Regions from separate parts of the Homo sapiens genome. Here region 1 is linked to region 2. Evidence: chromatin loops called from intact Hi-C (ENCODE). Cell type or tissue: CD4-positive, alpha-beta T cell. All regions are shown on one strand. Links, peaks and the distances in the headings refer to the core of each region. The heading gives the core; the rest is flanking DNA.

Region 1 (2,922 bases), core at 238-2,737, 720 kb after region 2:
AGGTTAAGCTTCCAGGCCTTAACAGTGAAGTGGATAGCACGGTGAGAAGGATGGCAGCATCGGAAATGACTTCCATTTTTCTGGCTTGCATCTGCCTTGAATCAGTCAACTAATTGTTAGGACGATTTTCTGAGCTAGGAAACTTTGGAAAGAGACTAAGAGGGGAAGGAAATTAAATCACAATCCCAGTTTTGTGCATGCACATGTGTGTGTGTGTGTGTGTGTGTGTGTGTGTGTGTGTGTGTGTGTGTGTTTAATCCTTTGAGACATTCAAGAAGCAATGTCAATGAGGCAGTTGGGTGTATAGTTCTGGAGCTAGAGGAGCTATCTGGGCTGAAAGTGCAAATTTGTGAAACATCTGTTTATTGAAGCCATGGGAATGGATGAGATTTTCCAGATGGAGAAAGTAAAGACTCAGAAAAGGAGATGGCTCTGGACTGAATCTCGAGAAACTCCAATATTTAATGACAAGAGAAAAAAAAATAGCTGAAAAGAGGGTGGAGACAGAGTTGCCAGAAGATAGTAGATTGCAAACTAACTGGGGCAAGAACTTTTGTATCCTCCATCTGCCCCTCCAACAATAGCTAGCACATGCCGTACTCATTGCAAGCACTCCTATCATATTTCTTAATTGGCTACAATTACTCCTTTCATTTAAACTCCTTTAACTAATAATCATCATAATTCATACCCTTAAAAATACCATTATTACCAAATTATAATATCTTTAATATACAATGTAGCACTTCATTTGACCCATATGGATTACAGCCATGAGAACTGCACTTATTCACATACTTGTGTTTATTTCCCCAGCCACACAGTAAACTCATCATTGGCAATGACCAGCTCTTATATTCTTTTTGTTCTCAAGGTCATAGCACAGTATTTTACCCACAGTAGCCCTTTAGCAGATGCTTCTCGAAGGTACTTAAATTTATTCTGACATTTCCCGTATATTTATAATGTCCTTTATTCTAGGCAATAGAATAGACTTACTGTTCTTGTATTGAGTTTACAGCCAGGCCTACCTTATGTTGCAATAAAAAGGCCTAAGATGAGGAACCAACTAGTCTATTTCTAATCCAAACCCATCACATTTCCAAGGTCAAAATTATCAAAAGGCATTTTTTCCTTAACTGTGCCTTTGCCATTTAATCTGCAGCTCATTATTTTTCTAATAGAATGGTTAATAATTTACCAAGTACAAAAATGAAGATTGTGCCTTCGAAGAAACATGCCCCCCTCCCTTTTTTAACCAGATAATTGCTAGTAACATTAGACTGCTGTCAATCAAGCAACACCATTCTAATTTTATGCTCTAAAATGCATTAGGAGTCATTTATTCTCTGTCCCTTTAATAGCCAACATTTCAAATTAATTTTAGAAACTCAATAGATAATGACTGTAGGCTGTCCCATTTTTAAGAAGCTAGGTCTTAAACTCAACCTGTGGTCATCAGTGGACATCTGTCCACCTTGGGATCGCCAGTAGAGATGTGTCAAACCCATTGTCTTCTGTGCCTCTAGAATCATTTTAAGTAAAGGAGCAAATAAATGCCTGTCTGTATAGGTAACATAAAAATGTCACTGCATGCATTTTAAGGAAGAAATCCATCTTCAGGAAAACAAAAGCATGGCATGGTCAATAATGAAGAAGAGAGTTGGTGAACACCGATATTTAAGTCTTACCATGAAAACAGCCAAACCAGAAATTTCAGAATACTTCTCTCCAAGACTATCGGAATTTCACAGTGCATCAATGACGTTTTCACTAGGAAAACACCCAGCTCACACTTTTACCATTTGTGAGGACCCAAAACGAAAGAGCTGGGTATGTTATAAGGTGCTTTGGTGCCAACCTGTATAATTTACCTGCTTTGTATCCTAAAGCTTTGTGTCTAACAGGTCATCAGTTAAGCTATCAATTAGTCAGTAAAACCCATATTGAGAACCTTCTGTAAGTGCATGTGGAGAGGAAGCAAGGCTGTACCAGCGAGCTTTCCAATCTGGCACCTTTCATTAAATTCTAAAGTCACTTGTCTTTGTCTCTGTATTAAAAGAAATAATTTCATGTCCAGTCCCACCTTTAAAAAGTGACAGAAATCAACCATTCAATATTCATTAGTTCTTCTTGGCAACCCCATTTAGCTAATGGAAAATCAGGTACATTCATGTGCAATTATTAGATATTGAAAAATTATAAAATGTCCAACTTCTCTTTTTACAGCACACACACTCCCAAGTTGTACTCTACAGTTATGAAATAAACACATGCAGCTGCAACATCTCAATAGACCTTCAGATAATTGGCAAGTTTTCAGTTTGCTGCATCTACTTGTAGCATGAAAAGCAGCCAGGGATTAGAACTTCTTCATCAATTTAACTCTGCTGTACTTTTTCCTGCAAAGCTATATGCCTAGTTCTCACAATTGTACTCGAACTAGGTGAAAGCTTAGGAGGGTGGGCAGAGGTGGGGAACTCTGTATCACTTCTACACTCTGATGGTTAATTTCAGGTGTCAACTTGATGGGTTAGGGAATACCCTGATAGCTGATAAAGCATTATTTTAGGCCATGTCTGTGACGGTGTTTCCAGAAGAGACTGGCATTTAAATCAGTGGACTGAATAAATAAGAACCACTTTCATCCAATGTGGGTGGGCACTATCCAGTGTTGAGGGGCTTGTATAGAACAAAAAAGCAAAGGAAAGGTGAACTGGAGTGCACTCCCTCTCTCTCTCTCACTAAGACACCCTTCTTCTCTTGCCCTTGTACCTCAGAACTCCAGATTCTTGGGTCTTTGGAGTCTGGGACTGACATCAGCGGCCCCCCAGATTCTCAGGCCTTTCAGCCTTGGACTCAGAATTACACCATCTGCTGAGCCACACTACTGGCTTCCCTGGCTTTCCAGTGTGCAGACAG
Region 2 (2,922 bases), core at 176-2,675:
TCAGGTGTTCGAGACCAGCCTGGCCAACACGGTGACATCCCATCTCCCCGTCTCTACTAAAAATACAAAAATTAGCCAGGCTTGGTGATGTGCGCCTGTAATCCCAGCTACTCGGGAGACTGAGGCAGGAGAATCACTTGAACCTGGTAAGCAGAGGTGGCAGTGAGCTGAGATTGCATCACTGCACTCCAGCCTGGGCAACAGGGCAAGACTCCATCGCAAAAAAAAAAAAAAAAAAAAAAAAAAAAGAACAATGAATGACGTATTACCAACACTGAGATCAAGAAAAAAAATTGCCATCCAGGGGAAAAAGATTAATTAATATCAATTAATTTTCTTTTACAGGAGTAGATTATACAGAAGTCTTTAGGCTTCTGAGGAGAATTTGAGAAAATTTTACAGTAAACAGGAATTTGCATACGCTCTGGGAGCAAAAAGTGTGTCCCCAGACAGGTCACCTGGGGTATGTTCAAGATGAAGAACAAAAGTCGGGCATTTCTCTAAGTGTAGAGTCAGGAGGGTGCAAATAAAGGCAGGCTTTAGAGGGAATAGAGAAACTTTTGGATTCAAAAGAAATACAATTATCATTACAATAGAGCTACATGGTTACACAATAAGCAATACTATTAAGCACCCTCTCTGGAAAGAGTGTTCTTTGAAAAACAAAATGCAGAACAGATCCAAAAGCAAGGTAACAAAAGCTATTAGGTGAAGTCCATCAGAGGAAGAATTCTCTTTCCATAGCATCTTCCTTCAAGTACAAGATAATTATGTTTTATTTATGGCACAGGAATAGAATATGAGATTCACCATTCAATAAACTCAGGAAAATCATTTCTTTGGTCATTGCTTTTTATTTATAAAATGACGGCTTGGATCAAGGTAGTGTTTCCCAAGGTTTTCTTTCTTTCTTTTTTTTGGGGGGGAAGATTTAACAGGCATTACTTGAAGAAACTTAGAGTCAATAGATTCTAAATTATGGTCACTTGAAACCAGCACCACAAGATTACCCATCAAGACCTAATCAACCAAATTAACAATTAGTATTTGGGCAGAAAGTTGATGCAATATCTCCAATATCAAGGCAGTACAGACTGCTTTGAAACTGATATTCTTCTCTGTGCATGCATATACACACACAGACACACACACACTCATACACACATATATTTATAATTCCTTCTAAATATTTGAATGTTCATATATATAATTCTTTCTTTTTAATTACTCCAAGCTGAGCATGTGTAGGTTAGATTCACTCTGTTTTATAATATTTATTGTGTTTATAGAATATGTCCATCACATCCTAGCCCCTAGGCATGTTTACAAATAAGATAGGAAAAAAAGAGACTGTTGATAACATAATGGCTAAAAATCCACAGCCAATATTTTCAGAAAGATCACACAAATGCACATACATGCATACACACACAGACACACACACACTCTATCTACAGATCATCCTGGTATCCAATGTGAATTCCATCAGTATTCTCAGTGCAAACCACACCCTGTGGTTTCTTTTCCTACTCCCTACACAACTTCTGCCATCTTGAGTCTTAAAATATAAAACAAAAAAATATATGGTCCATTGATGGAAAGGATAGAAGGCTTTAGATGGGAGACAGGGTCAGATTCATCACATCATTTCTTTTGACAGCCTAGCACAGGGGTTAATGTTGGCTGGGGAGATGGAAAAAGGAAAGAGGTAATGGGAGCAGACCTGGGACCAGTTGGTCAGCAACTCGCAGAGTTCTTTAATCACCAACAACCTCCCTGTACTGAGGCAACATGCTGCTAAATGCTCAACATACAGCATTTCGTTTCATCCTCTTGATGTCCCTACAAGGTAGTTCCTATTATTTCCATATTTCACTTGATAAAACTGAGGCCCAAGTTACAAAATATCCCAAGTTACAAAGCTACTAAGTGGCAGGCTCAGGACCTGCACCCAGGTCTTCCCAAGGCCAAAGTTTAGACTCTTCACCAGAACTGCTTGGCTTTTTGCTAGAAAGCCTGGGGTCAGGAAGGTTAACCATTCACAAAGAGCTCAGAAGTGGCAAGGCCTGGATGGAATGCAATCATGAGGACAACATGGGGCACTGTCCATAACTGTGTGATATTGCACTTTCCCTGATCAAACGTCCCCTCTGAGGGTGTCCTAGGGACATTTGAGACCATTTCCCTCTGACACATCCCTTCTTCTGCAGAAGCACCCATCTCCTTTAGAATTTGAATTTCTGCTAAAAAGTAGATGCTTTCCTCACAAATGTCCCCTCCTCCTGTATTCTTTCTCCTCTTGGATCTCCAAACTAAAAACTGTAGTGGGTATAGAAAGGAGAGTCTCAAGTGCTGTGAAAATCTTTCTAGAGGACTTTCATCCCTTCCCAACAGCCTGCAATGTGGACTTCTGTCCCCTCAGTAACAAACCGTACATGTCCTTCCTGAACTGAGAACGAACCTGCAGCATCCAGAGCAGCTCTAAGAAGCAGGAGAAGACAAAAAAGGCATGCAGCTCCCTGCTGCTCTCAGGAAAGGGGAGAGAAGCGCAGCTGCCTCCGTTCAAGGCTGGGTGAGAGTGATGAGTCAAATGACTGTCATCATTTGGATTCTGACATTTCTTCCTCTACAGAGAAAACGAAAGAGTCTGCTATTGGTGATCATTCATTCTGCGTTCATTTATGTCTTGTGTACTTTTTTTTTTTATTTTTCGAGATGGAGTCTTGCTCTGTCACCCAGGCTGGGGCGCAGTGACGTGATCTCAGCTCACTATAACCTCTGCCTCCCAGGTTCAAGTGATTATCCTGCCTCAGCCTCCTGAGTAGCTGGAATTACAGGCAAGCACCACCACACCTGGATAATTTTTGTACTTTTAGTAGAGACAGCATTTCACCATGTTGGCCAGGCTGGTCTTGAACTCCT

What was found. A loop is a pair of places that touch in the nucleus more often than their neighbours do. Peaks named below come from ENCODE experiments on the same cell type or tissue, not always from the same donor. Only the 100,000 strongest peaks of a DNase experiment are listed, where the experiment ranks them.
Region 1: it touches region 2 in a loop (6-fold over the local background); 2 of 110 quality-filtered maps call a loop at or near these places.

What each region holds. Positions count from the first base shown.
Region 1 is chr3:61,295,710-61,298,631 of GRCh38, forward strand. The region is part of intron 6 of LOC105377114 (a long non-coding RNA gene); the gene reads right to left. LOC105377115 (a long non-coding RNA gene) reads left to right here and starts at 2,781. Exons shown (of 3, transcript XR_001740726.2): 1 at 2,781-2,922. In CD4-positive, alpha-beta T cell, for the core only: no CTCF peak of the experiment used is centred there; no DNase peak of the experiment used is centred there.
Region 2 is chr3:60,571,116-60,574,037 of GRCh38, forward strand. The region is part of intron 4 of FHIT (fragile histidine triad diadenosine triphosphatase); the gene reads right to left. Among named protein-coding and RNA genes, the nearest start is that of MIR548BB, 45 kb to the right of the region's middle. In CD4-positive, alpha-beta T cell, for the core only: no CTCF peak of the experiment used is centred there; no DNase peak of the experiment used is centred there.